Regions from separate parts of the Homo sapiens genome. Here region 1 is linked to region 2. Evidence: chromatin contacts called from ENCODE Hi-C or POLR2A ChIA-PET data. All regions are on one chromosome and are shown on one strand. The core of a region is the stretch at or near the end of the contact, and the rest is flanking DNA. Distances in the headings are between cores, read along the strand shown.

What was found. A loop is a pair of places that touch in the nucleus more often than their neighbours do. ChIA-PET counts read pairs that join two places held with the same protein, here RNA polymerase II (POLR2A). Pooled maps may share reads with other maps.
Region 1: a loop to region 2 is called in a pooled map, with 3 times the contacts of the local background. The contact joins the enhancer-like site here to the promoter of UMODL1-AS1 in region 2. A Hi-C loop is called at or near these places in 1 of 168 maps with a recorded cell type or tissue (OCI-LY7) and 1 of 50 pooled maps. POLR2A ChIA-PET finds 5 or more read pairs at or near these places in 2 of 52 experiments (CD8-positive, alpha-beta memory T cell and Panc1).

Annotation. Positions count from the first base shown.
Region 1 is chr21:42,523,486-42,528,349 of GRCh38, forward strand. SLC37A1 (solute carrier family 37 member 1) reads left to right here. Exons shown (of 20, transcript NM_001320537.2): 3 at 2,291-2,372. LOC107987299 (a long non-coding RNA gene) reads right to left here. Exons shown (of 2, transcript XR_007067878.1): 2 at 2,115-4,864. Among named protein-coding and RNA genes, the nearest start is that of SLC37A1, 12 kb to the left of the region's middle. RefSeq lists an enhancer at 1,711-1,800. Within about 2 kb of position 1,251, at least 28 of the 41 ENCODE cell types and tissues checked have a DNase peak (open chromatin) inside an H3K27ac peak, as active enhancers do; they include OCI-LY7, where a contact is called at or near this core.
Region 2 is chr21:42,105,565-42,110,243 of GRCh38, forward strand. It overlaps UMODL1-AS1 (UMODL1 antisense RNA 1), which reads right to left and starts at 2,970. Exons shown (of 2, transcript NR_027243.1): 1 at 2,732-2,970. UMODL1 (uromodulin like 1) reads left to right here. Exons shown (of 23, transcript NM_001004416.3): 10 at 3,998-4,135. RefSeq lists an enhancer at 2,119-2,238 and a silencer at 2,215-2,509.

The DNA.
Region 1 (4,864 bases), core at 1-2,500, 420 kb after region 2:
TGGTGGCCTAACAGAGAGCTTCATCCAAAGCGCTGAGACTTTCTTTCCTTGCCAGAAAGGATGGTTTTCAGAAACACGAGGACAGAGGCCGGGGCTTCTGGAGCAAATCCACTGTACCCACATAGCCTTTGTTCTTTGGGCTTTGGGATAAATGATAGGCTCGCCTTTTAGGGTTTCGCTTTTTTCCCATTTGGCCCTTGCCATGGGCTTGGAGAGGAAGAATTGGAGAAAGGCCATTGGAAGATAGTTCCCTGATGAAGAAGAGAGCACTGGGGAATTTCTGTCTTCAGTCAGCAGGTATTCTGCGAGTTGGTTTGGTTTGGTTCCTTCCCCAAAGGCACAGGCATTCCAAAGGTTGTAGTTTTGTGTCACACGGAGCCACCAACCTTTCTTTCCCACCTGAAATATGGCCTTTTTTTTTTTAAGAAAAATCTGGAAATATTTATTTGACCCCTACTTTAGCTGGTGACCAGAGAAGAAGGCAGCTCTGGGATCCTAGGATTTTAGTTACTTGTGGAAAGCTTCCCTCGGAGTAAATCACAACATTAAAAATGTAGATGCGCAGCTGGGAGAAGCAACCCCTTATCCCAGGGACTCTCGGAAACGCTGCCTTTCTTTGTCCTGTGTAGGACGCCGCCTTAGGTAATTATTGATTCAGGTTGTTGGTGGCGCCATTTGAAGTCTCTTCCCAGGCCACAAGCAGGACAGGTTCTCCAGGGTAGGGAGATGTGCCTAGGACACAGAAGAGCTGCCCCTCGCCTTCCACTCCTGTCAAATACTTCTTTCTCCCAACCCATTTTGTTGCCCCAAAAAGTATTTTTCTATGCGGTGGTTGAGACTCTTAGACTGGAGTTGCCCTTTGTCTTCTTTCTAAGGCACCTTCTTTTCTTCTTTCTTCCTCACACTCATGCTGACTCTTTCGGCTGCTTTTCTCCCAGCCAAACTGAGCGAGGGGCTTTGTACCAGTGTTTCTGTCACTGGCCTATTGAGAGCCTGCCAGCGTCACTGCCTTTTTCTCTTTGAGGGCCGTGAAATATTTATATGTCTGCCTTGCTTGTGTGCTTCTGAAAAGTTGCATAGAAACCAAAGAGCCAAAAATAAATATGATCTTAATTGCCCAGGATAGCAGGCTACGCCAGAAACTTGTGGTTAGTTTTGTTGTAAACTAAACATTTCATCGTGCTTGTTCTGCTTTGTAAACTCAAGTGTGCATCTCGAGTCCCAGGTTTCCCTTTGGTTACGGTTTCTTTAAATAGATGAATGCTTTTGATATTGTGACGTAATAATAAGAAACATGCTTTTGGTCTCTGGCCCTGGTTCTGGGCACACAGCTCCTACAACCTTTAGTGCTGAGTGTCTTTTTGTTTGCTAATGAGGTGACTGTGGCGGGCCCCAGGACAACCTCCTGGGGGACTGGTTGCCAGGGCAACCGACCACGTGATTAGAGGTTGGGACTCCACCCGTGGACCTCTGGGGAGGGGAGGGAGCCCGCAGAGGTGGAGTGGATCACCAGTGGCCGGTGTTCTGCTCGATCGTGCCTGTGTAATGAGGCCTCCACAGACTCCCTCAACGACAGCGTTTGGGGGCTTGCAGGCTGCTGAGCACGGGGAGGTTCCCGGAGGGTGGAGCCCTGGCGAGGGCACAGCAGCTCCGAGCTCCCTGCCCCATACCTCGCCCTGTGCATCTCTTCATCTGTATGTATTCTTTGTAACATCGTTTATAATAAAGCAGTAAATGTGTTTCCCTGAGTTCTACGAGCTGCTCTGGCAAATTAATCGAACCTGAGAAGGGGTTCTTGGGAACCACCCTGAGAGCCAGTTGGTCAGAGGAGCAGGTCACAACCTGGGGCTTGTTGCCATTGGCATGTGAAGCGGGGCAGCCTCGGCCGGAGCCCCGCCCTGTGGGGGCTGATGCTGACTCCTGGAAGACAGTGTGAGAATTGAATTCACTTAGAGGACATCCAGTGTCAGCTGGAGAATTGCTTGGTATATGGGGAAAACCCCTACACACGTAGTGTTAGAAGTATGGTATGTTGTGTGTTGTGCATGAGGGTAGGAAAAGCAGTCTGGTTTTTCCTGTCTCTTACAGTGTTCAGTTTCCATTTGGACAAAGCAAACGTGGCAATATTTTTTAATGTTCCAATATTATAGTGACATAAGTAATATTGATAATGGCTGTAGAACTGAATGAATAATACACAGCATAAGAACGTTTCAGAACACAGTGATATGTATTCCTAACATAACTTCTGTTATTTCATATCATCCTCTCCCACTGTTTTGTGTTTCAGGTACAGAGCCTTCATTTTTATTTTGACATTTCTGCTGTATGCAAGTTTTCACTTATCTCGAAAGCCTATCAGCATAGTTAAGGTAAGAATCATGGAAAGCACTGCCTGTCGTCTCTGTGAGGAGTTCGTCACTTGAAAAGCTTGTGGGGCAGAGGATGGGGATGGTAGCAGGTACATGGGGAAACAGATTATGTAGAAACAAGTTATTCTGCTGCTTTGGCTTTTCGGTTTCCCTTTGCTAAAATTAAAGTCTTTTAAATGTTTTTTGGATTTATACTTTCAGAGGTAGTAGACTTTTAGTTTTATTAGTTGACATTTCCAGAATTTGAAAGCTTAGCTAAATATTTATTTTATCTTGTGTGACTGTTCCTTCCAAATGTATCCAGTCTTAAGTGGTTCCCCAAATTCCAGCTCTTCGTGCGATCCAACCCTAGGTCTGGCTGCGGAGGTGGCTCTCCATTGTTCTTGGAACGCTGCATTTTTGTCTGAGTGATGGGTGGGCAGGAAGTTGTTAAGCAGGTGTTCTACTAGACTTTGAGAAAAGAAGATTAAAGCAGACAAGCCTACATAATCACCAGTTATAACCTGGAGAAAAGCAGGAATAATTTTCTTACCCTCATTGGGATTACGTCACCCGGCCTGTAGACCATCAGGGGCCTGAGAGGCATTAGAGTCTCTATCGTAGAAGAACGAGGAAATCATCCACTGCCAGAGACAGTGCATTCACAGCCCAGTGGCCCCTCGCTCACTCTCCGGGAGTTGGCAGGGACCCAGCTCCAGGACTGCAATTCTGTGACCTTTGGAGCTGTGCTTCCTCCACTCCTGCCGGTGGCTGAGCCCTGGGTGGCTGCCCTCTGCAGCCCTGGTCGGCAGAGGCAATGCAGAGGCTGGCTGTTTTGTGACGGTCCTAGGTTCCCCACTCTCCAGCAGCTTTCAGGGGATGTTAAACATTCATTTACCCAAAAGATTCTAAAATTCCCCCTTGGCCCCTGATAAGCAAGAAACTTCCATGCCTCTCAAGTTGTTGACTGTGGAAAACGTTTGCAGACCTTTGAAAATGTGGTTTTTAAGAGAGAAGAATATGAAAAGAGGTGGTGGGCCTTAAACACTCATCCGCTTGACAAGAAACTCTCAAATCAGTACCAGTAACCAGTCATTATAAATCTGAATACTACTACTTCTTGTCTTTCTGGTTAGAGAAATATACAAACAGCTCAAGAAAATGGTAAATTATAAAGATGGAAGTGACTATTGAAGAGACTTGGTGAGCGTGTTGGAGTTGAAGGATCTGGTGTAGTTGGGGAGCTTGTGTGGGGTTTCAGGATTGACCTAGAAAGGTTGGGTGTGGATTGTAGGGGAAGAAAAACAGCTTTACAGGTGGGAGAACTGCCTTGAGTGCTACGTGCAGGGATGGGCATCTCCATGAAGGCACCACCTGTTGGGCTGGGGGGCTGTTGGGGCAGATGTAGCGTGTAAGGTGGGCTGGCCTTTGGGGGAATCTTTGTCAGGCCACAGCTGTTGGGGTCCACCTGATGACTATGAGGGCCCCTGTGAGCCAGGAGCAAGTGGGAGCCCTGTCCCGGTCCCTCTCCCGGCTTTCCTGGTGGTCCATCTCAAAGCCCCCGCCCCTGACTCTCGTGTGTAGTGGTGTCCAGGCCACTCAAGACTTAGGGCTTCTGAGGAGGCGGCGTCAGGGTCAGCTCTTAGTTCAGTGTCATAAGTAACAATATAAATAACTGCCGCTTACAGAGCCCTGGGGTATGACAAACTGCCACATACATTACCCCTGTGATCCTCACAGCAACCCTGCGAGTGCCCCTGTGAGGAAATTGAGGCTCGGGTCTTCGTTCCCCAGGCAGGGCTGCCACACACTCGAGAATTCCCTGTGGGTCAGGCTGCCTCCAGGGCCCCTACTCATCCTCTCTGTGCCTCAGGGTTTGTCCGGGTTTAATTACCTGAGTACAGTCCCAGCATCACCCTCAGAGCCTCCTAAACGCACAGATTTCCTGACCTAGCAGCTGCGATGTGCCTGGGCATGGATTGGCTTGACGCTGAATCCTGTGGGTTTCTTTACCTTTCAAGATAGATCAGAACATCACACCACATCAAAACTAAACTTTATAGTGCCTTCTGAAGCGCCCGTGTGCTTGAGCTCATGATATAAATGGCATCAACGAAACTGAAAGTAGTAGTGATTCTGTTGACCCACAAAACAGTTGAGTGATTATTTATAGCCTGCATTTCCCAGAATATTGTAAGCAAAACCAAAGCAAAATGTATTTGCTTACTTGAAATTGAACCAGAGGCTGTGAATTAGAAAGTGAGTCTTATTCTGTTATGTCATTTATAGAATGACACGGCACACCAGGTCACATTTAAGTTAGTTAAATGGAATGTTTAGACTTACCTTTGATCACTGCTGATTAATTGTATTTTTCTCGATGATGATGATAAAACCAGGGCTGGGAGGATAGTGGTGTTATAAGTGCAACCCTGTCCCTTCTATCTGCTGCTCCAGCTGTGGCCTAGCCTCAGGACTCAAGGCAAGCGTCTGCCCAAGCTGGTAGACAGGTG
Region 2 (4,679 bases), core at 1,720-4,219:
TCCTCCTGCCGTTGGATTTGGGTTGGCCTGAAGTTCAGTGACAAGTGTTCTTATACGAGACAAGAGGAGGAGACACAGACACAGAGGCCAAGATTGGAGTGATGCAGCCACAAGCCAAAGGACTCCTGGAGCCACAAGATAAGACACTGGAAGAGGCCTGGGAAAGCCCCTTTCCTAGAGCCCCAGAGGGAGGGCGGCCCTGCTGACACCTGGAGTTTGGACTTCGCCTCCGGAACGGCGGGAATACATCTGTGCTGTTTCAGGCCCCCCAGCTGGTGTGTTTGTGATGGCAGCCACAGGAGACCCGTGTCTTGCACCTCTAGGACTGGATGAATCCATTGTAAGCATTCGCAGCACCCCACTCCCCACGCTGTTCAGTGGTCCTGCAGAAGTTATTAAGCTCCTTCTGCAGGCTCTTGCCCGGCAGGGTCCCGGGCAGGCTGTGGCCTGCTTCCTCCACATTTCAGAGCTGAGGTGCTGGTGCGGGCAGGTCTCCTGAGCTGGGGGGTCAGCTGTGTGGCCAGTGATGGTGACGCCTCAGGCCGTGCATGGCCGGGGAGGCGGCCCTGCCTCTGCACTCTTTTGACTCCATGACTACTGGTGTCTTCGGACGCCAGAGTCGGGGGAGCAACCATGGGGCACCGCCCCTGCCTGGGGAGGCAGCACGAGGCCTGAGCCCAGCTTACAGGGGGACATCCACCCCCGCTGAGAGCCCCACCTTCACGGCGAGGATCTGTAGAAGAAGACATTTGATATTACTCGGCAAAAAAAACAAGAAACGAAAACACAAAAAGAGCTCCTCTGAAGAAGAAAAGGTATTTGCGCTGTGGTCCACCTAGAAATAATGTTGTTGGCACAACTAGAGCATTCCTCAGTCATTCAGGAGCACTCCCTGCCGGTGCGTCCACATGTCCCAACCCCGATAGATGAGGCGCTGTTCGCCCGTGGAGGGGTCAGGTTGTCGTGACCTTATCTTTACCCTTAGGCCGTCCATCCCGGGGCCTGGGGTTTCCTGCGCCAGTCACGGTGGGCTGTGTAGGTGGCCATGTGTTCGGTCTTTCCCCAGGAGGTACGTACCATGTGCTGGGAGGCCTGGAGGCTGAGCCGCCCCCCGCGCCTATGAGTTGCACCCTCACAGCGGCGGCCAAACCTCCTGCTCACTTTGCCCCATAGGAAGAGGTTAGAGTGAGGCGGAACGGGTTGGAATCCCAGCTCTGACACTCACTCACTGTGGGATGCTGCACAAATGACTTCCTCTCCCTGGGCCTCAGTATACTCATCTGTGGAATGAGATTACAGCAACATCCCACCTCCTATGGCGATGGAGTAAATTAAGGCACAATGCCTGTGTGGGTTTAGCCCAGTGCCTGTGCATGGCGACAGTGCATTTCTGATGGCCCCTCCAGCGTTCAGGGCTAACTCTTCCAGGATTAACTTTCATATCTTGGATGAGAGCTCATCTAGGAAGGTCTCCTAGCAACCCCTGGGTTCCCACTGGTCCTTCCGCCTCACGGGGCTCCTTTTTGAACCCCTCACATCATTTCCATTCAATCTCTTGCTCCTAACAGCACGGCCCCTATTCCTTCTCTTTCCCAACATCTGCTCTCAGGAGAGATTCTCATACAGTGTGCATTTGTTCTAGAGTGAGGGTCATCACTGGGCTTCTATGAGGCACCGCTGTGAACCCTCTGCACCGACCTTAGCCAGAGGAGCAGGACTCCCACCGGCATCCTTCTGCGTAAGAGGCCTTGTGGGTCTTCTGGGGCTCTGGAATCAACGCCGCTTTTCCTGGGGCCAGAGTAGGTGGAGCTGAGCTCCCCAAAGCTTCCAGTTTGCTGCCTGCTCCCACCCGCCTCGCCACTGCGCGAGCCCTTTCCATCCCCTCTGCAGAGTGAGAGAAGGGCCGTGAGTGAGGATCCTGGCCTAGGGCTGTCACCATCCCCCTCACCTGCTGGCCAGGCTAACCTACTGCAGGCTGCTTCCTTTCCTTAGGTTCACGGGTACCGCTATTTGTCCAGCGTCCATTTGCGGTGGCATTAGGATGAGGTGCTCTGTGCCCTCTTTCTCCCAGTGTGAATCTGACACACGCCCCCAGGAGAGTCCGAGGGGCATCACTTCTGGAGGACGCCCTGGGCCCTGAAAGACAGCTCATGGTCCAACTGAGGAGCCTGCACCTTGCTGGGACAGGGTGGCCCAGGAGATCTGGGGTCTGTACCTGCTCCTGGACCCTCTCCAGCTTGTTGTTCTGGGTGGGGCCAGCTCAGGAGGGGCACCTGGGCTGGGAGTCTCTGAAGCAGCTGCCCCCATTGCTCCAGGAGAGGGCTCAGCCCTTGTCCCAGCTGCGGGGCCAGTGGGAGCAGTGTGCAGCGTCCTGCCCTGGGCTCTCGCTGGCTCTGCGCCCTCGCCTGGCCAGCCCGGGAGGGTGCAGAGGCTCACTGGCAGCTCTTCCTGCTCCCACACCTGCCTCTTCCTCTGAACTGGAGGGCCGGCAAGCCTCAAGGCTTAATGCAAGACTAAATACAGCTGTCAGCGCCTTCCTCTGAGCTCGCTTGGGAGCTGTCTGGGGGGACGGAGGAGTGAAGATTAGGTGAATCACCACGCCCCAAAATAGACATCAGGTGCTTGGTGGTTTGAGCCAGCGTCTTGCCTGGTGCCTCTGCTGTCCTCCGTGGACTGCAGCCCAGCCAGCCTAGGCTCCAACCCCAACCCGGAGCACCCCCAGGAGAGTTACCTGTAGGCTGGAGGTTGAGTAGCACCCCAGGAAGAGGTGTGGGTTGGCACCAGCAGTGTTCTGATGGCAAGGCAGCCCCCAGGCCATGCTAGGGTGGTGGCATAGCTGTTGTGGCAGCTGACGAGCTTGCTGTTCTCCAGGGAAGCTGCTTCTGTGGAGACCGCAGGAAGCACAACAGAAAAAAACCCACAAAACGAGCCTCAGAGCACTCAGCAGCAGGGTTTTCTTTGCCCAGAACTGAACTGGTCCTGCATCGTGGCTTAAATTCCACCTGAATTGGAACTTCTCTGGCATGCCGGGTGTGGGTTCGTTCCCGAGCACCTCCACCCGCAGCTCTACAGAAGCACGCGCAGAAGGCACTGTCACCTCCAGCAGGGCCTGGCCCTGACGACCTCGGCTCAGCCACCCCATGGGAGCTACATTGTCCTTGTCCTCACCTTCATTCCCCTCAGGCGGGCCCCCCGGTGACATGACATCACAAGTCTTTGGGCACAGGAGGAGGGACATACCTGTGGAGACACCCGGGTGCTCTAGAATATGGCGCGGGAAGTTCATGTTGTACTCCGCTGGACCCCACCCCCGGCGTGGGAAGTTCATGTTGTACTCAGGCTGACCCCCACCCCCCCCACGAGAGAAGTCCATGTTATACTCAGGCTGACCCCCACTCCTGGCATGTAAAGCTGGTGTTATGCTCAGCTGGACCCCCACCCCCGGTGTGGAAAGCTCATGTTATACTCCACTGGCCCCCACCCCCGGCGTGGAAAGCTGGTGTTATACTCCGCTGGACCCCCACCCCCGGCGTGGAAAGCTGGTGTTATACTCCGCTGGACCCCCACCCCCCATGCGGAAAGTTCACGTTATACTCAGCTGTGTCCCCACCCCTGGCTCAGTTACTTTCCTATTTCTTGGTTGAGACACTAAGTATTGGAGAATGTTGGCACATCAAAGAGAGAGGAGAAAACATTTCAAGTTTTGGGTGTGGAAACAGAATAAAGAAGAGAGGGCTACATGCACACCCATGGGTGCTAATATTTAAGGAATGAACATTTCCTAATCTTTGCCCCCAAATAAGCCAACCAATGTGAAGGTGGGCACAGGCAGGCCGTAAGGTTGTCATGAGAGTGTTGGACGGATGCCCCAAAATGCCCCTGCTCCCGGCCGTTCACTGCAAAGACGGCTAGGAAGGACTCCTTCCAGCATGGGTCTGTCTTCTGATCACTCTTTGGCTGTTTTCTCATGGGTTTTGATTGTGTCTCCCCCTGGCAGACTGGGACGAGTGTGTGGACAGCGCGGAACACGACTGCTCACCGGCTGCCTGGTGCATCAACCTGGAGGGCTCCTACACCTGCCAGTGCCGTACCACCAGGGACGCCACCCCCTCCCGCGCAGGCCGGGCCTGTGAGGGTACGTGTCGACCCCCCTGCCGACTCTGGGAAGACCCCCTGCCCGAGAATCTGGGGGTGGGGCAAAGCCCAATTCTCCATAGGCACAGGGCTGAGGACCTATGGTAATGTTAGGGGCCTACAGAAATGTTTTCATTTCAATTTATTTTAAAATCAGAAGAAAGAAATTAATAGAAGGATAGTAAATATACATAAAACAATGAATCTAGCTTGGATTACACTCATCTCTATCTAAATGCCATTATAAAATGTAATTTTTGATAGATTGTTAAGTGGAGGGGTGCAGGGGTCCATGAAGGCCAAGTTCCTTGGGCCCACAGAAGTCAGGATGCAGCCCGGGGTCGAGGGATTCCTTCCCCAGTGGCCTGGAGCCCGAGAGGGTGTGGCCTGGAGCCCGAGACAGTGTGGAAGCCCAGAGAAGCTGCAGAGAGGCCCGATGGGGGCCGCTGAGCTCTAGTCCTGCTGTATCGGCCCCCAGTCTTTTCTGTGGACCAGTTCTGATGAGTGGGTCGGGGATACCTGGGATGCTGAATTGAGCAGCAGGA